Linked DNA regions of Homo sapiens: all the other regions are linked to region 4. The links are chromatin contacts, found by Hi-C or POLR2A ChIA-PET in ENCODE. All regions are on one chromosome and are shown on one strand. Each heading gives the region's core, a stretch centred on a gene start or an enhancer-like site at or near the end of the contact. The rest is flanking DNA. Distances are from core to core; before and after follow the strand shown. Region 1 holds the start of TMEM135 (transmembrane protein 135). Region 2 has its middle 46 kb from the start of PICALM. Region 3 has its middle 56 kb from the start of LINC02695. Region 4 overlaps ME3 (malic enzyme 3). Region 5 overlaps TMEM135 (transmembrane protein 135).

What was found. Hi-C counts contacts between places; a loop is a spot of excess contacts on that map. ChIA-PET counts read pairs that join two places held with the same protein, here RNA polymerase II (POLR2A). Pooled maps may share reads with other maps.
Region 1: a pooled map shows a loop between it and region 4 (18-fold over the local background). The contact joins the promoter of TMEM135 here to the enhancer-like site in region 4. A Hi-C loop is called at or near these places in 3 of 37 single-sample maps with no recorded cell type and 10 of 50 pooled maps.
Region 2: a loop to region 4 is called in a map with no recorded cell type, with 20 times the contacts of the local background. The contact joins two enhancer-like sites. A Hi-C loop is called at or near these places in 9 of 37 single-sample maps with no recorded cell type and 8 of 50 pooled maps.
Region 3: a loop to region 4 is called in a pooled map, with 10 times the contacts of the local background. The contact joins two enhancer-like sites. A Hi-C loop is called at or near these places in 8 of 37 single-sample maps with no recorded cell type and 7 of 50 pooled maps. POLR2A ChIA-PET finds 5 or more read pairs at or near these places in 1 of 52 experiments (activated T-cell).
Region 5: a pooled map shows a loop between it and region 4 (4-fold over the local background). The contact joins two enhancer-like sites. A Hi-C loop is called at or near these places in 1 of 168 maps with a recorded cell type or tissue (mesothelial cell of epicardium), 1 of 37 single-sample maps with no recorded cell type and 4 of 50 pooled maps.

The regions. Positions count from the first base shown.
Region 1 is chr11:87,035,941-87,040,178 of GRCh38, reverse strand. It overlaps TMEM135 (transmembrane protein 135), which reads right to left and starts at 2,245. Exons shown (of 15, transcript NM_022918.4): 1 at 1,993-2,245. The coding sequence starts at 2,133. It overlaps LOC105369422 (a long non-coding RNA gene), which reads left to right and starts at 2,384. Exons shown (of 5, transcript XR_007062827.1): 1 at 2,384-2,555. RefSeq lists a silencer at 2,224-2,613 and an enhancer at 2,270-2,770.
Region 2 is chr11:86,113,228-86,117,430 of GRCh38, reverse strand. No RefSeq gene overlaps it. Among named protein-coding and RNA genes, the nearest start is that of PICALM, 46 kb to the right of the region's middle. RefSeq lists an enhancer at 672-1,141. Within about 2 kb of position 1,295, at least 5 of the 41 ENCODE cell types and tissues checked have a DNase peak (open chromatin) inside an H3K27ac peak, as active enhancers do.
Region 3 is chr11:86,135,566-86,140,366 of GRCh38, reverse strand. No RefSeq gene overlaps it. Among named protein-coding and RNA genes, the nearest start is that of LINC02695, 56 kb to the left of the region's middle. Within about 2 kb of position 1,271, at least 8 of the 41 ENCODE cell types and tissues checked have a DNase peak (open chromatin) inside an H3K27ac peak, as active enhancers do.
Region 4 is chr11:86,591,826-86,596,526 of GRCh38, reverse strand. The region is part of intron 2 of ME3 (malic enzyme 3); the gene reads left to right. Among named protein-coding and RNA genes, the nearest start is that of ME3, 78 kb to the left of the region's middle. RefSeq lists a silencer at 1,514-1,714. Within about 2 kb of position 3,451, at least 19 of the 41 ENCODE cell types and tissues checked have a DNase peak (open chromatin) inside an H3K27ac peak, as active enhancers do.
Region 5 is chr11:87,078,700-87,083,062 of GRCh38, reverse strand. All of the region lies in intron 3 of TMEM135 (transmembrane protein 135), which reads right to left. Among named protein-coding and RNA genes, the nearest start is that of TMEM135, 43 kb to the right of the region's middle. RefSeq lists an enhancer at 1-240. Within about 2 kb of position 1,587, at least 4 of the 41 ENCODE cell types and tissues checked have a DNase peak (open chromatin) inside an H3K27ac peak, as active enhancers do.

The sequences.
Region 1 (4,238 bases), core at 996-3,495, 440 kb before region 4:
TAACATTTTTTATTTTCTTCCATTTCACTAATATAAAATAAAATGCTATTCAGTTCCCACTAATTTTATTTCACAACTACCGAGGAGTAGCAACCAAAATTTTCAAATACACAGATGTAAGGGTACAAGGCCACATGAGATGGAAAATTTATCCTCAATAAGTACTTAATCTTGTTGGAGATATAGTAGTAAAACACAACTCTTTTCCTGAACACCCCCAACCTACCTTGTTGGAGTAGGAGAACCTATGTTTCTATTGCTACCCTGAATGTCCCTATCATAGACTATAATCCATAAATTGTCTAGGCTATTGATATAACAAGTATCAGGCATTCAACAAATATTTGTTAAGTGAATGAATTAATGAATGAAAAGTGCTATGGATTTTCAGAGGGAGAAGTAGATAGCATAAACTCTCTTTCCACCTATATCATAATCCTCTCACAGCAGGAACAATCTTTTCTATAGTTGTATATCAAGAGCTCAATAATGTTTGTAGATGTTTTATTTTTTACAAATCTGAGCCTTATGCAGTGAGCCGTGATTGCGCCACTGCACTCCAGCCAGAATGGCAATACAACAAGGCCCTGTATCCAAAAATAAAAAGAAAAATTCTGAGACATAGACTGGCCACAGTGAATGTGGAAAAGCAGATAAACATGAATCTTTGCCAAAGAAAATCAAGGAAAAAATTTCCAGCTCCAATAACAATTACTGGCCTCTACTCTAGATCTTTATTATTCAAAGTGCAGCCCCCACCATCAGCATTACCACGAGTTTGTTAGGAAAGCAGAGGTTCAGGCCCCACCAGGACCTAATGAATTAGAACCCCCATTTTAACATAATCCTCAGAGGATTCCTAACATACATGAAAATGTGAGAAGCATCAGTCTATACAATAAAAATGAAATGGGTGCCTGCAACCTCAAACAAAGTCATCACCTTCTCCTGTGTTATCTCTGAAATACATAATCAGACTTTTCAAGAAGTACTACAGATACAGCCATGACACACTTTCAGGAACATTAGGGTATAAATCTAAATTACTTCAATGAGAAATAATAATTGATCATCTGCTGAATATTGAAACTTTTAGAAGACATACAAAAAATATGATCTGTCTTCTTAGGACACAAACTGTAAGGCAAGAAAATGAGACAATGCACTTCAATGGCCAAAGTAATAATAAATCTTTAATATCAAGGATAAGATTATTGAAAAAAAGATTTTGCGGAGAACATTTAAGAGCATCTTTAATAGTCCTCAGTGTTACATATACATACTGCCAAATATTCCCTATTAATTGCCCTGTATGTAAAGTTGTGTAACAGAAGGTCCTAGGTGACACAAAGTCAGATGTCCTAACCAAGTTCACTGACTGAAAGACTGGCATCACCCTTTAAATCACCACACACAATCTCAACCCAGGAGTCTGTTCTGTGAACTTGCAAAAACACTTGCAAAACCCCCAAATCACAATCCTGTCATCTCAAAACTGAGTCAAGATCTGAGGCCACAGGGACTTAGGGCCAAATATGCCTTCTTCATTAAAAAAAAAAAAAAAAAAAAGCAAAATAAAACAGGGGAAACTAGATGAGGAAAGATTGCAGGTCCTTCTCATAGCCTCGCTGACCTACAAATACCTCTCCATCACAAGGCAGGCCAGAGGAAAATAAGGCTGGTCTTTGAATTAACGTTTTTAAGTGTCCTAAACTTAATTCTAAAAGTTGGGAGCCATCCTCTTCCTAGCAACAGGCATTCAGATGACAGCTCAATCTCTAATTCCCCTCCTCCTTCTCCCTTGCAGGAATTGGTATATCCTTCCCTTGCGACCTCCCCCTTCCCCCTACCGACCCCCCAAAACACTCCGACCCCTCCAAAAGAGAGCCCGACACAAGGCAAGTCCCCCAGAGCCCCTCGGGAGCACCAACTGCAGCCCCCGGCCCATCTTCCAGACTAAACTCGCCCTGCGGGACGGGTGACGGGTCTCACCAAGTACAGAGGAGCATAGATCTTCAGGGACTCCTCCAGGGCGCCCCCGGTGATCTGCAGGAAGGAGACCCGGCAGGAAGGGTGCCAAGTGTGGCCGATCTCATAGCAGTTATGAGGGATGGACTTGCTGAGGGCCGCCATGACGAGGAACAGCGCGGAGAAGACAGGAGGGGGAGAGCCTGAGCCCTGCAGGGAGGGGCGCGAGAGCCCAGCCGCCAGCCTCTCGCCCGGCCAGCACTCGGAGGTGCGGAATGGAGGGGAAAGGTCACGAGAGCGGGGTTACTCTGGGCCAAAGTCCTCGGATGTTGAGCGCTCGGCGTATCGCAGCTCAAGGGGGCGGGACGCGCACCGGGGAGGCGGGGAGAGGCGGCGCGTGCGCGCTCCCTCAAGAGGGCATCCGCTGGGGCGCGTTCCCGCGCGGCGGCGCGGCTGGGTGAGCGGAGGCAGAGAGGATCTTCGCACCCAGAGCCGAGGCTGTACGCGAGGGAGCGCAGCTCGGGGACGAGCCGCCTCCCCACCCCCGCGACGCCGTGCCCGGCTCCGGGGCGCAAGCGCTATGGCAGGTGCGCAGTAGGGGGTGGCTTGGGTCAAATTGTACTTCAGCTTCCAACTGCAAGCCAAGTAGAGCGGAGGGTAGTGGAAGAAAGGGATTAAATGTCTTTGTTGGGAGCTGGTGGAGGAAGAGGGTTGCCAGAGGAATGCCTGGGACAAACGTCCTCCCCAGCACCGGGAGCTTGCCTTCCCGAGAGTCCCAGGTAATAAACAGCTAGGGCTGCCTGCTAGTTGCAACTAACTACCCCCAAGTGCTGGGCTTTCCAAGCTCTGTGATACCTGCGAAGGCTTGAAAAGTCTCAGCTATGTTCATACCCCGACCGTGTGTGGGGAAGGGCAATAGGTCATCCTGTCCAAACCTTAGGCCACGGAGCAATCCTGTCTACAGCATCTTTGATAGGTGCTTATCAACCAAACAGCACACACAGTAGAGGCGGCAGTCGTGTGTTAGAACTCAGACCTGGCTAGGGAACTTGGCCAACAATTAGCAAGACAAGGGTCCTGTGTTGCTTGAGTCATATAACCCCTCTGTCAATCTCCTCACATGTAACAAACCTGCCAGTTTCTTTGGATTTCTAAATTCCATAGTCTCTTAAAGCAGAAACGAACTACCTTTAGAAGAATTCCATTCGAATCTTCTAGTCTTCATTCATTCATCTACAAATATTTACTGAGTCATTACTATTTACCAGGCACTGTGCTAAGGAAACAAACAGAAACAAGAGAGACAAGATTTTTATTTTCACGAAGCTAGTATTCTAGAGGGAGAAGACAGAAAATAACAAAGAAAACTGAACAAGATAATATCAGATAGGTGTAGTTGTTTGAAGAAAATAAAAGAGAAATACTCAGATGAAAAGTCCAAAACAACAATGGCAAAAAGATAAAAGTATCTTTCTCTCAGGTAAAGGTAGGCAGTCCTAGAATAAAATGGTGGCTCCATAACGATTAGGGATCCCAGCCTCTTTGTGACAGTTTGCTATGCCATCTGCTACCTGTGATTTCCACCCTAACTTAGAAAATAACATGACATCAACATGCTAGCCAGGAAGACCAGCAAAAGGGGAAGAGAGGCCGGGCGCGGTGGCTCACACCTGTAATCCTAGTACTTTGAGAGGCTGAGGCGGGTGGATCACTTGAGGTCAGGAGTTTGAGACCAGCCTGGCCAACATGGTGAAACCCTGTCTCTACTAAAAATACAAAAATTTGCCAGAAATGGTGACACGCTCCTGTAATCGTAGCTACTCAGGGACTGAGGCAGGAGAATCGCTTGAACTCAGGAGGCAGAGGTTGCAGTGGGCCAAGATCACACCACTGTTGCCTTGGCAACAGAGAGAGACTCTATCTCAAAAAAAAAAAAAAAAAAAAAACGGGGGGGCGGGGGCGGGGAGAAAAGGGCATACTTCCTGTTTTTAAAAAAACTTCCCAGAAGATCCATACAAACTACTACAACTTACGTTCCTTGGACAAAGCTTAATCACATGGCCACACTTCATTGCAAGAGAGGATGGTGAATACAATCTTTTTTAATTAATGGGACAAATGCCCAGCTAACATTTGAGGTTTTATTACTGAGCAAAATGGAAAAAACAGATATTAGAGGCAACTAGCAGTGTCTGCCATAGTTCTATGTCTCTGGCTACCCAAATATCCGGGCACACCATTCTTTCTACAGATAGACATACCTTCCCTTT
Region 2 (4,203 bases), core at 46-2,545, 480 kb after region 4:
CCTCACAACCAATTATCTATGCAACCTTAATCAAGTTGCTTCACCTCTCTAAGTCTCTGTTTCCTCATCTATAAAATGAAGATAGTAACCCTTCCCAGGTAAGAGTGCTTTGTAAACTGTAAGAGACTAAGTAAATGGACGGTGTCATTAGTATTATCTCCTGTGTACAATATCCTTCTCCATGGAGAGGCGGCTTTATCCTTAGAATGACTCAGAGTACCAGTATGGGTTGAGCTGCTCTTTGGCAAGCTTGCCTTGGTATCTATTGTATTTGGGCTTCATCTTCCCGTGAGCTGAAAGCCAAGTCAGTAGAGAGGATGTGAGCTACCAACACAGCAAATAATTAAACCAAGGAGATGCCATCATTAAGTCCAAAGGGAAAAATTATCCCCATATGGTGACCTTGATAATAATTGCCCAGCTCTATTTCCCCCTCCACACGAAGCCATATTCCAATAATAATTACTGTCATTTGAGTGCTTACTTCATGCTAAGTAGATACTGTTGTTTACATGAGTTGTCTCATTTAATCTTCATAAGAACCTTTTCAATGGCATTACTCCTAATCTGCAGTGAGAAATAATCTGAAAAATAGTGTATTTTTCCTATTTTGTAGCTTAGAAAGGCTAACTAATTTGCTCAGATAATCAGTAAGTGACAGAGCCTGGACTCTGAATTTAAACCTCTGAACTGATCACCTCTGCCTCTCCCAATTGGAAGAAATGATTTTCCACACTCACTACGAGGGCCAACAGCCTCATTCCTGTTTATCTTTGCCATGCTTTAGTCAGCCCCATCTCTCCATGTTAATTATTATTTTCATTTCTTTCTCTATTCAAAAAGACTCCACTCATCTTCATAAAACTCAGAGGTGGAAAGCACCTATTAGTCATTGATGTCCCTGCTAACCACAACCCCCCTACTTGTTCTCTGTAACATGGTTTCTGCTCAGGGAGCCTCAGGGAACGGAGCCCAATCTCTTCCTTTGCGGAGTTAGTCCCGTAACTAATTCATCTCTGTCAGGAAGATTTTCCTCTTAGGTTTATCCTCTTCTTTAGTTTTGTATTTTATCCAATTCTTTCTCTCTGTGGGCTGCACACTTCAGCTCTTCAGATCACATTGCCTAAGCCTGCCCAGGCTCTCAGCAGTGATTTTGCTGAGCTGCCTCTTTCCCTTTTTCCATGGTCAGAGTAGCTTTCTTATTAGCACCTGGAGGATGGTGTCTCCAGTGGACAGAGGTAGAGGTGAGCCGTGGGAGGATGTTGGGAAAGAAAGTGAGGAGGAAGAGGTGTGAGCAGGAGGTTTGAAACCTGCTTAGTCAGAAACTCTTGGATCCAATTTGGCTTGGACCTTTCTCTTAAGTTGCCCCTCTACTGGCAGCAGAGGCATTTGCTATCCAGCTAGGCATGATTCCATTAGGATGCTGTCCCAGGCCCTAAAATTGGTGTCAGGAATCACAGAAATAAATGGAGTGCACCAGTACAAAGGAAGACATTGTGGTACAGTGGAAAGCATGTCAGCTTTAGGATTTGAAAAATCTAGTTTAAATCATTGCTCCACTTTTTACATAACTGTATGGTTTGGCAGTCATTTAACCTCCTGAACTTCAGCTTACTCATTTGTAAAATGGAGAGATAATACCTAGCTTAGGAGTTTCCGTAAGGATTATGGAGAATGGCCTCACACATAGTAGGCACTCAATCAATGACAGCTATTATTTTTCAAAGCCCTAATTCTAAACCACTTCCTCATAACCATGTTTCTTATTTGGAGTCTCCGGGCAACTGGCCTTACCTCTTATTCTTCCATTTTCATTGTGCTACAAACCAGCCTATAGCATTCTCATGTTCTAGCTTCACCTGCAGCATCAACAGTTCCAGACAGTTCCCCACAGTTCCTCACTGCCTTGAAAGCAGAACTCAGGTATGAGCTTTTAAATCCAAATTAACATTAATTTTGTTTTTCAATTTTTACTTTGATGTGAACTTTACCACTGCCATGTTGACAGGGACATAGATACTAATCTATAGGATAAAGCCCATTTATTAATAGGCTGTAAATGAGTGTTGGCAATTTCTCACTTGTATCAAAGACCCATTCCATATGCATGGGTATCAGCAGTAGTATCTTAATATGCAAACAAAATCCAACTTGAACAAATTTTGTTACAATACTCTTTTCAAGTGAATGCATATAAGCATCAGCCAAAAGAACACTGCCTGTCTCTTGGATAACTGAAATCTACTCATTTAACAAATATTTATTGAGAGTCTACAATGTACAAAAGACTTTGAAGGTGCTGGGATACATGATAGGACATGAGGTTAGCAGTCTTGGGGTCACTAAAGCAAATCCCCTCTTTAATGTAGCTTACATTGTAGTGAGAAACACAGGATACACAAGTAGACACATAAAGAAAATAATTTGAGATAATTTCTTCAATGGAGAAAACTAAGCAAAGTGATATAATAGTGACTAGAGAGGCTATTTTATTTATATATTTGTTTTTACTTTAACTTAAAATATCAAAATAATAGATGCACACTGGCCAGGTGCAGTGGCTTATGCCTGTAATCGCAGCACTTTGGGAGTCCAAGGTGGGCAGATCACTTGTGGCCAGGAGTTTGAGATCAGCCTGGGTAACAAGGCAAAACCCCATTTCTACTAAAAACAAAACACAAAAATTAGCCAGGTGAGGTGGCACACGCCTGCAGTCCCAGCTACTTGGGAGGCTGAGGCATGTGAGTTGCTTGAGCTGGGAGGCAAAGGTTGTAGTAAGCCGAGATCATGCCACTGCACTCCGGCCTGGGTGACAAAGTGATATTGTCTAAAAAAAAAAAAAAAAAAGAAAGAAAAAATGGATGCACATAATTCTATTTTTTAAATCTTTACTAATCAAAAGAAAGCTGGAATAGATGCACATAATTTTTAAAAATTTATGTAATTCTAAAACGTTTAATAGGGAGAGGAGGGATAGAAAGGCTCCTCTGAGGAGATGATAACTAAGCTGAAACTTGGATTATGAGGACACAGCTATGAGAAGGCCTGGGGAAAACCACATCAGGTAGAAGGAACAGCAATCCAAAGGCTCTGAGTGCAAATGAGCATGGTGTGCAGGTTAATGAGATAGGAGAAAAAAGTACAATGTAGTTGAAATGAACTGAATAAAAGGGTGAAAGGTAAGAGGTGAGACCGTAGAGGTGGAGAAAGGCCAGATCATATGGGGTTTCACAGGGTATGGCACAACTGTTGGTTATGTTCTAATTACAGTGGGAGACTATGGATGGGGCTGGAGTAAGCAAAGGAGAGATATGGACTTATTTCTGTTTTTAACAGATGATTCTATCTGCTGGATAGAGGATGGAGTATGGAAGGGCAATAGTGAAAACAGGAATCCTTTGCAAAAGTCCAGGTAAATGATGATGGTGGCTTGGATGAGGATGATATCAGTGGTGATGGTAAAATTCAGGATTTATTTAGGAGGAATTAACCTCTAGGATTTGTTGATGAATTGGATTTTGGGAGCAAGGTAAACAGGAAACCAGAATGAGTCCTAAGTTTTGACTTGAACTCCTTGGGGTATGGTGGTGCTATTTACTGACATATGAAAGACTGAGTGTAGAACATGTTTTGGGGATTGGGTTTTGATTTGAAAATGTTAAGTGTGATAGACCTATGAGACAATCATAAGGGGATCTCTAAAAGCCAGCTTGCTTGGCTATTACAGGATACTCCCATTCCCAGTTCTCACACTGCATGTCCAGCTGGTTGGCCAGGTTAGGGATCTGCCAGAAAAAGAAGCAACATGCATGCTAGTCTAGATGCCTTTGTGATTAATTTGCAATTTTTTCCTGAGAGTTGATTTTTGGGCTCAGAGGAGCATGGTGGGCACTCCTCGGAGAGCTGTAGTATATTCTAAGATGTGTCTAGATACCTGCGGTTGATAAAGGAAGTAGTTTCCCAGAACAGAGTTATATTTGGCCAAGAAACACTTCCAGTGACATTTTCCACTTGGCACATAGATAGAAGATGGCATCATGTGAAAAAATAATACAATAACATGTTTCCTATACATAGACTCTTCCACTTCCAATTCCAGTTCCTAGATTTATAGATGTTAGATAGGGAGTGTCTAAAAAAAATTGGTTTAGCCCCTGATCTCAGGGACACAATGCCTAGAAGAATCATACTACTTTTTGTAAT
Region 3 (4,801 bases), core at 22-2,521, 450 kb after region 4:
TAAAAATATGAGAAATTATGCCCCTCGTCTTTAATTTTTATTATTATTATTTTTTTGAGACAGAGTCTTGCTCTGTTGCCCAGGCAGTAGTGCAGTGGCATGATTATGGCTCACTGCAGCCTCAAACTCCTGGGCTCCAAAGATCCTCCTGCTTCAGCTTTCTACATAGCTAGGACTACAAGCGTGTGCTACCACACCCAGTTAAATTTTTTTTTGTTTTTCCATTTTTTGTAGAGACGAGGTCTCACTACATTCCCCAGGCTGGTTTTGAACTTCTGGCCTCAAGCGATCCTCCTTGGCCTTTTAAAGCACTGGGATTACAGGCATGAGTGACCACACCAGGCCTTTTTTTTGAGACAAGGTGTGGCTCTGTTGCCCAGGCTGGAGTGCAGTGGTGCGATCTCGGCTCACTGCAACCTCCGCCTCCTGGGTTCAAACCATCCTCCCACCTCAGCCTCCCAAGTAGCTGGGATTATAGGCATACACCACCATGCCTGGCTAATTTTTGTATTTTTGATAGAGATAGGGTTTTCCCATGTTGCCCAGGCTGCTCTCCAACTCCTGGGCTCAAGTGATCCTCCTGCCTTGGCCTCCCCAAGTGCTGGGATTACAGGCATGAGCCACTGTATCCAGCCCTCCGGCCTTCATTTTTAAAAAGAATAAGTTTTATTTTTCTTTCTAATTACAAAAACAACATATACTCATGGTAGACAATCTAAGAAATACAGAGACCTAAAATAAATAATCAACTGTAATCCCACTAACCACTGTTGCTATTTGATGAATATTTGAATATTTACTGAATGCTGACTGTCTGAGGCACTCTAACAATCCTAAGGCTCAGGTAGTAAAATTATTCCCCTTTAATTAATGAAAGAACTGAGATTCAGCGAGGTTAAGATTTGCCTAAAAACACACAGCTGATACGTGGTAAAGCCTGGATTTGAACCTGGTTCTGTATCCCAATTTTCTCACAATATTTTATTTGTCTTGATCTACCAAGATTTGTCTTGGTATTTGTCTTGATACCAGAGATGATGGTACATCATCAAACAATCCCAATTTTCAAATGGGAAATACTTCAAAGCAAAAAGATACTGCATGAAGATGTTTCAAAAATGCGTTTTGTCTTTCAGGTCTTGTCACAGTTATTGCAATTTTGTAAGATCATTCATTGCGAAAGTGGTGTTTTGATTCTTTGCCCTTTCCGGCAACAAAAACAGAAAGCGACTTCCCTTCTATCATTTGGCCTGAGGCTTCTTTCTGCTTCTGCCCAAGGCAGACTGTGGTTAGCACTCAGTGCTTAACCTCTTCCTCCTGCATGTCCCTCTGAAGTAATACATTTTTGTTTTGACACTTTGGATATACTGGACCCTAAAAATCAAGCCAATAAGGAGCAGCCCAGAAAGGAAGAGAGTGCCATAGTCTCACCTGTGTTTTAGGGAGGTTAGTTTTGTAGCCGTGCAAGGGCTGGCTTGATTAGGAGATCTTAGACTCAGAGAAATTGGTTATCACTTTTAAAAAATGAACAAATGACATGGGTAACAACCTTACCCCATTCATAAGCTTCACCATCTCTCACCACATCTCTGTGTCCAGCCCCATTCCTGAATTCCTCATCTGACCCTCATTTCATCCTGACATTAAGGAGATTATCTACACAGATTATTTGATGATTTTTTAAAAGCTGAAAATTTAATAATTTATTCTTTACAGTAATGAATTAAGTCTGAACACTGAAATATCACTGGCACTAAAACTACCTCAGTAAAACATCATGTACCCAATACCCAATCCTGACTACCCAGTTTTGTTCCCCAGCCAGTCTAGCCCTGACAGTTTTAGACACTTCCTGCACATTCTCCACCATTAACCAGCTCTAGCTCCTCCTGGTAACTCTACAGTGGCTCTCAAGATAGAATTGTCATTAAATGTGGAAACTTTGGTTATCTTTATTTTTATAATTATTTATTGATTGATTTATTTTTTGAGACAGAATCTCACTCTTGTCATCCAGTCTAGAGTGCAGTGGCACAATCTTGGCTCACTGCAACGTCTATCTCTGGGTTCAAGCAATTCTCCTGCCTCAGCCTCCCCAGTAGCTGGGTTTACAGGCATGTGCCACCATGCCTGGCTAATTTTGTATTTTTAGTAGAGATGGGGTTTCACCATGTTGGTCAGGCTGGTCTCAAACTTCTGACTTCAGGTGATCCACCCGCCTCGGCTTCCCAAATTGCTAGGGTTACAGGCCTGAGCCACTGCATCTAGCCAGAGATCAATTTTTAAAAATTCTGCATATGAGTGAGAACGTGTTGTGTTTGTCTTTCTATGTCTGGCTTACTTCACTTAACATGTTTTCCAGATTCATCCATGTTGTTGCAAATGGCAGGATTTCGTTATTTCTTACGGCTGAATAGTATTCCATTGTGGTATATATATACATATATATATATCACATTTTCTTTATCCATATTCATCCATTGTTGAACACTTAGATTGATTCCATATCTTGGCAATTGTCAATAATGCTGTAGTAAACATGGGAGTGCAGATATCTCTTCAATTTACTGATTTCATTTCCTTTGTATATATACCTAGTAGTGACATTGTTGGATCACATGGTAGTTCTATGCTTAATTTTTTGAGGAACTTTAATACTGTTTTCCATAATGGCTGTGCTAATTTAAGCAGTGGTAACTTCGGAACCAAGCTGTCTGAATTCAAATCCCACCTTTACCAGTTTGCATGTGACTTTGGGCAAGTTAATTACCCCATGCCTCAGTTTCCTTGTTTACAAAATGGAGAAATAGTATCTATTTTATAAGGTTGTTGTGAGATCAAATACTTGTAAAGCTATTGCTTGTAAAGCTCTTAGAATATGGCCTGGCATATTGTAAGCACAGTGTAAATGTTAGCTATAAAGACAAATGGAGTCATCTGTCCATCTTGTCATCTCAAGGGTCAGTGGTCAAGATATATTTCTTAAAAATTATTTTAAATTTTAATGGTTTTCCTATTTTATTTATCGGCATTGCAGAGTAATTTTGTTGCACATGCACAGTAGTTTGTTTACAAATTATACATCAAATAGATTTGTATGGGCTTGTCTAGAAATCTTAACCATTTATAACATTGTGTGTCATATACATATCTCTATCTATCTAAATTTATATTTGTATGCACACACACAAAACACTTTTTGCAGTAGATTTTTGGACACAGATTTTATGAACTATATCCAGCTTATTTTATAAATTTATTTTTCTTCTATGTATTTTTCATTTTCCAGAGGTTGGGCTCACAAAGCATTGTCAAGACTTGAGGTGGCCTTGAATAGCATGCTAGAATTTTGTATTTTATTCCCTGCGTTATAAGGATATGCCCAGAAAGGAAGAGAGGGCCATAGTGTAACCTGTGTTTTAGGGAGGTTAGTTTTGTAGCAGTGCAAAGGCTGGCTTGATAATGAGGTCTTGGAGTCAGAGAGATTAGTTAAAAGGCAGTTAGAATAACTCAGTCTGAGAACCTCAATTAATGTGCTGGACAAGAGGGAATACATGTAAGAATAATCTGGGGATAGAATCAAGAGGACTCAAGAGTGCAGTGGTGAAATGGTGGAGAGAATTCCAAAGGCTTTCAGTTTCGGTTGATGAGAGGCCGGTGAAACCATTAGGAAAGACAGCCTTCTCTATTACTTCCTAAATACAGAAGGGATTCAGAATTTTCAAGGAGAGGTAGAGGTAGAGACTGTAGAAGGTCAGAATATAAAGCAAGCCTATTCCTCAGCTTAAAAAACTTGGCATCTGAACCTAAAACTAAACAAAGTTGGAATCTTTTGTTTAAAAAAAAACAGAACATATTTAGTTGATAATGATTTTCACTGATGATTCATTTGACCATGATAATTAAACACATTAAATGTTACATTCCAGGCAGTATCAGGTAGATGCTAAGTTGTGAAGCAACACACTTTTTCATCCCTGCAGATCTGAAAGTTTACCTTTTCCAATACAGTAGCCAGAGCTCTGGAAAGAAACAAACAAGGCCACAAGTGCCCCAACTACATCCTTTTCAAGATGCGAATGCTTTCCACCTCCATCCAAGACTCTCAGAGCCTGTGTGTTCAGTGGGCAAAGAACGAGACAACAAGATGCCTTGGTCCAAGACTGCATGGGCAGTTAACTGTGCAGCAGGGAATGGCTGAGGCCTCCAGCCCGGAAATGGTGTGCTCTTACTAAACCACACTTCTCTCCCACCTCCCTCCCAAAAACTCCAGCTCGCATAGGGAGAGTTTCTGAGAATGAAGCTTTTCTATATTGTATCTGTGGGTTCTCTTACCGTGTTAGCTAAGTCAGAAATCCAGATGCATGACAAATACAGTGGTACTAATGGCGACTAAGGGACAGATATATATATATATATTTTTTTTTTCTTGGCTCACTGCAACTTCTGCCTCCTGGGTTCAAGTGATTCTCCTGCCTCAGACTCCTGAGCAGCTGGGATTACAGGCACATGCCAGCATGCCTAGCTAATTTTTGTATTTTTAGTAGAGACAGGGTTTCATCATGTTGGTCAGGCTGGTCTTGAACTCCTGACCTCGTGATCCACCCACCTCGGCCTCCCAAGGGAGACAGACTTTTTAAGACACTGGGAAAAACCTAGAGTGTGTAGTTGCCATAATAAAAATATATCATTTAAAAGACTGATTCCACAAATATTTATTCAGTACCTACCAGGTGTCAGGCACTGTTGTAGGCAATGGGTAACAGAGTAGTGAAGAAAACACCAATATGTTATGTAATGG
Region 4 (4,701 bases), core at 2,202-4,701:
GGCAGAATTTTGAGTGAGAACTACTTAGGAGTATCCAGTACTCCTGGTTAAACATTTTCCTGGGCTTCACTGAAAAAGCCTGAAACCTGTACTTTGAAAATAGAGGAAGGGGACAGTTAGCTTTAATTAGATTTCATCTGACCATGATGAAAGTATTAAAATTGTACAAGTAGGATATTTACAGGGCACTTTACATTCTGCCCATTTTTTTCACTAGTCAAAAGAGACTGAAATTCAGTATGTTCTCAAATTAGCTAAAGAAAACCCTTGTCAAAGACCCCTCAATCCATCTGGTTATCATTATTAAAGCATTATGGGGTATGTATGCTTTCCATTGGAAAAAAATGAATAATCCCTTCAAATATGTAATTTCATAGGTTTTGAAATACGAAGGCAACCGTTAAGGGAACTATCAAAGCAGTCTGAAGTACAGTGTGAGTTGTCAAGGGAAAAATATAAAAGAATTTTTAATAACTGAAAGTTCAACAAATTCTAATGCCAAAGCCTGGGATTGTGGGAACACTTGTTGGAATTTCTAAAGACTGTTGTTTAGTGCATGGAGGCATCTGAACCCAGAAGGTAAATTCTGAAACACCTGGACCATATTAGAGTGTCTGGGGCCGAGAAGGTATGGTGAGGGGCCCACCCAGAGGTGCCCTCTAACACAACTTCTTTCCCCATAACAGCATACCTGGGAGCTTCTGTTCTTCTGGCTGTGGCATTTTGTTTCAAGAGCACTGCACCCTGTGCCAGCCTTGCCTCTTACACATCAACCCATATGCAGAAGCATTTCCCCTTAAGTAGAGTGTAGTAGAAATAGTGAGGGCCTGGAGTCAGGCAGATCTTGAGCTAGATCCCAGTTCTCCACACTTCCCCTCATGATCTTTGTGACCTTGAGCCAGCACAGTGCCTGGTTCATAGGAGACACTCAATCAATCCTTCTTACCTGACCTTTCAAACCAGGGCACGCGCTTACTCGATCTGATTGTCAGTTTGCTTCTTATAGGATAGTGTTTAAGAGCACAGACTCTAAAGGCAGACTAATTGGGATCAGATCCTGGCTTTATAAGTACTTAACTCTCTAAGCTTCAGTCTCTTCATCTGTCAAATGGAGATAATGCTAGTATTTACCTTATAAGTCAATTATGGTTACATGAGTCAAAGTGCCTGGACCAGTGACTGATACATAATAAGCTCTCTCTCTCTCTCTCTCTCTCTCTATATATATATATATGTATATGTATATATATGTAAAATAGAGTATTCTGAAAATTTCTAACATGTGATAAACAATCCAAAAATATTAAACACATATTTTTACCTATTTTATTTCTTTATTTATATTTTATTTACTTATTTTTATATTTCCATACATATGCTTATCCCCTTTTTCTTATTATTAGCCCTTGTCAAAGTCCTCAACATCCTCTAAAGGCCTCTATTAAAAAAGAGCAAAACTCCCTTCTATTGTGAATGCTCTATAGTTGACCAGGAGCTTTCATGAAAGAGCCTCATTTGAATCTGACCTTACCACCCCTGCAGAGTCCCCACCTGGCTTGTCCTAGCTCATCCCCCACAGAAGCCTAGCATTTCACTGGAGAAACTCATTGCTGACTCAGTCCCCAGACATATCAGGCCCTAACAAGGCACTGATTTGTCATCATTATTTTTTGCTACCTTCAAGGGCTACCTTGCAAAGTATCAGAGGCATTTCCACTCTTGCCATCCCTGCTTTGGGACTGGGATTATTTTCTCACTGCAGGCAGGAAAAATCTTTTGAAATTTCACATTTGGAGAGCAGACTTTGTTTCGTTTTTTTGTTTTTTTGTGTTTTTTTGTATTGTTTTTTGAGAAAGGGTCTTGCTGTGTCAGTGGTGCAATCACAGCTCACTGCAGCGTTGACCTCTCGGGCTCAAGTGATCTTCCCATCTCAGCCTCCCAAGTAGCTGGGCTATAAGCATGCATCACCACACCTGGCTGATTTTTTTATTATTATTTTGTAGAGATGGGGTGTTTTTATGTTGCCCAGGTTGGTCTCAAACACCTGGGCTCAAGTGCTTCACCCACCTTGGCCTCCCAAAGTGCTGGGATTATAGCTGTGAGTCATTATGCCCAGCTAGGAGACCAACTTTGGATGATAACTTAAATGTCTCTTCAATGTACTTGTATTTTATGATGAGGTGAATATATGGAGGTAGAGAGCAAAGGAGAAAAATCTCTAAGGAATGCAATATTTTTATTAAGTGTTATAAATTAGCAACAATTTTAAATCATAATACTCAGCATTGGTGAAAATGTAGTAAGACAGCTACTTATGTACTGGAGTTATAAAATAGTTCGACCTTTCTAAAAGTGATTTGACAGTATGCGTACAGATACTTAAAACTGTTGATATCTCTAGAATGTAAGTTTCATGAAGGCAGGGATATCTTGTCTGTTTTTTTACTTTGTTTCCTTATTACTGTATCGTCAGTTTATAATGGTATCCAGTACCTAGTCGGTGCTTATTAAATATTTGTTGAATGAAAGAATGAGTCATCAGTCTCTTAAGTACACTTATAGTTCAATCTGAAGAAAAATCAGAAACAAAAAGTTTTGTGCTCATTACAGCATAATTCATAATTGTGGAAGTTTGGAAACAATTATATAAAACAGGAATTACTAGATAAAGCTTGCTGTGTTTTTCTGTTTTTTAATAACATTTTAGGCTGAAGTTTTAGTATGTGGGAAAATGCTAATCATAACATTTTTAGTGGGGAAAAAAGACTAAAAAATTTTATACATAGTATGATCTCAAGTTTGTTTAAATAAAATTTTTTTAAGCATAGAAAAAAGATAGGAAGAAAATAGAACAAAATGATACAGTGGCTATCTCTGGGTGATGAAAATAAGGTGTGGTTATTTTTTTCCAACTTTTCTGTGCGTAATATTACTTTCAAACTTGGGAGAAAATGTATCAGAAAATTCCTATTGAACTTAGGGAGATGGAGGTCGGGCTTGTGATCCAGTTCTGCAACTTACTGGTTGTATGCTGAAGTTCTGGAGCCTTTGTGGGGCTCATATGATATATGTGAAAGTATTGTTTTACGAAATATTAAACATGCAACCCAAGTAGGAAATGATAGCTGTTGCTGTCCTTACTATTCTTGCAGCATGTGACACCTTTCGAGAAAGTATTCAAAGCATCATGAGATCCTTTTATGACAGGTGTTAAAATTCCAACAGGTTAGGAATGACATTGTCACTTCCTGGAGGGGGAGCCTACAGTTTCGTGTTGTACGGTGCCTGGTATGTTGCAGGCAGTAGCTAACTTTTACTATGTGAGTGAAGGAGGGTGGAGGAAATCATGGGTCTTCCACATTCATTTGTCAGGGTAACAGTGAACTATAACCCTGGCATACAGAAATGAGTCATTTTCCTGGCAGTGAGCCAAGGCCACAGTCATCTCCAGGAAGCTTCTTTGTTCTCTTTTCATACCCAGTCATGCTGAAACCTTGTAACCCCATGCAGAGGGGTCTGCATTTCACCAGGTTAATAGATAAGGGAGCTGAGGCCTATGGAAGGTTAAATAACTGGCTCACAGTCACACACTTAGTAACCCATGGAGCCAGGACTCAAATGCAGGTGTGTTTGATGCCTGCGTTCTGTGCTCTCCCCCATCACTGTGCCCCTTTCTGAAGGAGTGACTAGGTGGTATATTCCCCAAATCTTGCTAAGTTTGGGGGTTCCTGGGATATTCCAGACTGAGCTGTTTTAATTTCTTCTGTTGTTGCTAGTCAGAAACAAGGAAAACTTGACATCTCTAAATCTGAGTGGGAATTGGGTAAAATGCTCCTTTGTTGCTGGCTTAAGTAGTAACCCTTAGATAAAGGGTTTAATTTCAGATCTGGAGACTGACCTAGTTGCATCCAGCAATTGTCTATGAAAACCTTGCCTTCTCACTGGTTACAATGAGATTCCCAAACACTGTCTCTATGTTTACCTAATTAAACTCACACTTCTCTCCCCTCAGATGTAGTAATGAAGTCACTGTGGCTAGAGGAACATGGGTTTTGTGAAGTGCTCCTTGACATTTGCTTCCTTGAAGATGGATTCCATTTACATTATTCTTCCAAGTGGTATTTTGTCAACAAAGCTCAATAGTCATTTGAGTTTAAATAGCCTATTTCCCCCCCTCAAGGCCTAAGAAACTGGCTTTGAGCAAGTGGTGAGAGCTGAGTTATTGGGAACTTTGTGAAGCAATTGTCTGGTGCTTTAGAAAAAAAAGCAGCAGCCTGGATGTTATAACCCAGGGACATTCTTGTTCAAGTGATTGAATTCCCAACACACCTGGCCATCATTGTCACAGTGCCCATGTCTGTAATGATTAAGTAGGTTAGTGGAGAAGCTGGACTAGCTGGAACAATTAGAACAAAGAATGTGGTCCCAGTTCTCAGGTGGTGACTTTTTTCTCTTAGACCAGACAGGCTTGGACTTCACGTGAGATTTTCTTCATAGGAAGTGTATTAGTTTGCTCAGGCTCCCATAACAAAACACTGCAGACTAGGTGGCTTAAACAATAGAAATTTATTTTCTCACAGTTCTGGACTCTAGATGTCTGATATGGTTTGGCTGTGTCCCCACCCAAATCTCATCTTGAATTCCCACGTGTTGTGGGAGAGACTCGGTGGGAGGTAATTGAGTCACAGGAGCAGGTCTTTC
Region 5 (4,363 bases), core at 338-2,837, 490 kb before region 4:
GGAAAAAAGAGGAAGAAAGAAACTTAAACCAATATAGATGAAGATATTTACAGATAGATCTTTATCTATGTATTTATATCTATATCCAGATAGAGAGATAAGTGCATATTGTATGTTCTCACCTCATTAAATACTTTTTGAAAAACTGATTATACAACTGAATGCAAAATCTCAGAGTAAAGATTGCACTATTAAAGCTTTAGAGGTTTAAAACTTAGGACTACCATTATTTGCTATTTTTTAAAAAGAAACTGCTAGTCATCACAATATGTTTCTTCTACTCTTTCTCGTATATTGCTGACATTAAATTTAAAGACTGAACTGTACACATTTCAATTGACAACTGGCTCCTTAAATGTTGCTGCTTCTAAACGTTCAATCTTAGACCTCCTCTCATACTGGGCTTTCACACATGAATCTACTTCCACAGTTTCAACGACCACCTATTAGAGGAAAACTTTCCATTTTTATTTTTCTAACTACCATCTTTCCCTTGAACCTAGACTCACATTTCCAGCTGCCTGCTGGCTATTTCCACCAGCATATCATTGATTTTCTCTGTGAATTAAAGGCATAATTATAAATTCTTTTTCCTTACCAAACAAGAACTACAATACTAATATGCTTGATTTTTGGCACTAGATGTAATAATTTTAAAATATGCATAACTTCAACTCTTGCAAATTACTTATAAGCTTTTAATGGATCTTGATATTTAATGAAGTCTTACATAAATTCGTGGTAAGTCAAGAATACTTTTTCAGAGCAAATTAAGCTACTAAAGTAACTCGCAAATTCCAAATACGCACAGACACATTTACTTAAAACAAGACACACTGTAAGGCAACTTGTCAAGAGATTTAAAGAGTTTTAAAGTTTAACTCCAAAGGGAAAAGAAAAAATACAAAACCTGATTTTTTTCTTAAAGTCACTAAGCTTGTGAACAACACTAAAAAACAAAAATTAAAGTTTTTAATTAAATCCAACCAGGAATTGTGATTGTATGCATAGACATACACAACTCTCAACAGAAAGAACTACAGAGCTATCTCCCAGTATTGTTAACTGCATCACCTAATAAACAAAAGAACTAAATCAACACATACACAAAGAGTTCAATAATGTAACAATGAGATCAAGGGAAGGATCAATTTTTCTTCAGCAACCATGTGATAACAGTTATAAAGAAGTTAAAGCTAGACTTAAATTTCTTATTAAGTCGTTAAAACAATAAAACTACTTCAGCTAATATTTAGAATAGGTCATAATCTGTAATACCTAAAAATTTTCTTTGAACAACCAATGTCTAAGAATGAAACACTAGTGCAAAAGCTCATCTACAGGAAAAGAAAAACAGAAAGCTTAAAAAAAAAAAAAACCCTCAGCTATCAAAAGTGAAAATAAAACAGAAAATAAACTAGCAACCCAAATCCACGTTATCACCTTACATCCAGGAAACCTCTCGTTATGCCCTAAGAAGTTATTGCTCTTAATATCAGTAACACTCTTTTACTTTGGTTTTACTGTATTTGAACTAATGTTAGCGTTCAAAGAAAGAGAAAAAACAAACCAACAAACAAAAAACAAATCCAATAGTAAGCAGTCCTAAGATGGACCTAGACAGGTTGCCACATTTTGAGAGGTAGTAAAATGGTAACATTAAGAAACTTCAAAGATGTATATTGTAGTCTATAGAGCAAGCACTAAAAGAAAATAACGAAAAAAAAAATTACAGTGGAATTCTAAAAACAAAACAAAAAAAATCAAACAATACAAAGGAAGTAAGGAGGAACAGACAAATGAAAAGCAGAAAACAAATAATAAAATGGCTCACTCAACCTAGCCATACCAATAAATAATAAATGCCTCAAATGTTAATGAACTAAATAATCTAATTTATAGGCTAACACTAGCAGAATAGATATAAAAAAATAAGACCCCACTGTATATTATCTGCTAAAAAAAAAAACTTTAATTATAAAGACACAGATGTTTGAAATTAACTGGAAAGAAATACACTCTGCAAACTGTAAATATGAAAAGGTTGGAGTAGCTATATCAATATCAAATAAAAATAGGCCAGGCGCGGTGGCTCATGCCTGTAATCCCAGCACTTCGGGAGGCCAAGGCGTGTGGATCATTTCAGGTCAGGAGTTTGAGACCAGCCTGGCCAACATGGTGAAACCCCGTCTCTACCAAAAATACAAAATTAGCCAGGCGTGGTGGCACGTGCCTGTAATCCCAGCTACTCAGGAGACTGAGGCACAAGAGTTGCTTGAACCCGGTGGGTGGAGGTTGCAGTGAGCCGACATCATGCCACTGCACTCCAGCAGGAGCAACAGAGTGTGACTCTATCTCAAAAAAATAAGAAATAAAAAAATCAAATAAAAATAAACTTCAGAACAAATAATATCTGAGCTACAGAAGGACATTCCATATGGATAAAAGGTTCAATTCATCATGACATCATGAAGAAATGGTAACAAAAAAAAAGTGCATGTACCAATAAAACCTTCACAGAAATTGATAGCATTAAAAAGAGAAATAGACAATTCCAGAATCACAGTTGAAGATTTTACACTTTTCTCTCAGCAAATGATAAAACTAGACTAAGAAAATTAGTAAAGATATAGATCAGTAGTTCTCAACAAGGAGAGATTTGTTCCATGGGGAGATGTAGCAATGCCTGTAGGAATTTTTGGTTATCTCAACTTGGTGGGGTGGGGAAGGCAGTGCTAATGGCATGTATAGATACACTGCACAAGAGAGCCCTCCCAGTAAGGTATTACCTGGCCCAAAACATGTCAATAGTGCCAAAGTTGAGAAAACCAGCTGTAGACAAACATCACTGTCAATGATCTTGTCCTTGTTGATATCAAAAAAAAAAAAAAAAACACTGCAAACAGGCAAAAGAAGAAAGCTCAGCCAGGCCTGGTGGCTCATGCCTGTAATCTCAGCACATTGGGAAGCTGAGGAGGGCAGATCACGAGGTCAGGAGTTCGAGACCAGCCTGGCCAATATGGTGAAACCCCGTCTCCACTAAAAATACAAAAATTAGCCAGGCGAGGTGGCACGCACCTGTAGTCCCAGCTACTTGAGAGGCTGAGGCAGGAGAATCGCTTGAACCCACGAGGCAGAGGTTGCAGTGAGCCGAGATCACGCCACTGCACTCCAGCCTGGGCGACAGAGTGAGGCTCCGTCTCAAAAAAAAAAAAAAAAGAAAAGAAAAGAAAAAAAGAAAAAAGATCATATGATCTTATCAATAGATGCAGAAAAGCCATATAACAAAATATTACATCCATTCATGATAAAGGTTCACAGCAAACTAGAAATGAATGTAAACGTCCTAACCCTAACAAAGAGCATCTGAAAAACCACCCCACAGCTAACAATACACTTAATGATGAAAAACTGAATGCCTCCCGCTAAGAGCAGATACAAGATACAAGCAGAAAAAAGGACATACAGATTGGAAAAGAAAGAAAACCATCCCTATTTGCAGGTAACATAATTGTCTGTATAGAAAATCTCAAGGAATGTACCAAAAACTCTTAAAACTAATAAATTCAGCAAGGTCACAGAAGTCAAGATAAAACACAAAAAAATCTACTATATTTATATGTCATATTAACAAATGTGGAAAATGAAATTTAAAACTTAATACTCTCTACTTCACACTACCGACGAAAATTAATTCAAAATGGATGAAAGACTTAAATGTAAGAACTAAAACTATACAACTTTTAAAAGAAAACATGGCCAGGCGCAGTGGCTCACATCTGTAATTCCAGCACTTTGCGGGGCCGAGGCAGGTGGATCACCTGAGGTCGGGAGTTCAAGACCAGCCTGGCCAGCATGGTGAAACCCCATCAATACTAGAAATACAAAAATTGGCTGGGTGTGGTGGCATGCACCTGTAGTTCCAGCTACCTGGGAGGCTGAGGCAGAAGAATTGCTTGAACCAGGCAGGTGGAGGTTGCAGTGAGCAAAGATCATGCCACTGCACTCCAGTGAGTGTGAGACAGAGCAAGACTCCACCTCAAAAAATAAACAAATAAATAAATAATAAAGTAAAATAAAACTTGGAGCTAAATATTCGTCTTGGTAATGATTTCTTAAATACGACACCAAAAACACAACGGGCTGGGCACAGTGGCTCACGCCTGTAATCCCAGTACTTTGGGAGGTGGAAGCAGGCAGATCACCTTAGGTCAGGAGCTCGAGACCAGCCTGGACAACATGGCAAAACCCTATCTCTACTAAAAAAAAAGAAATACAAAAATTAGCGAGGTGTAGTGGCACACACCTGCAGTCCCAGCTACTTGGGAGGCTGAGGCAGGGGAATTGCTTTAACCCAGGAGGT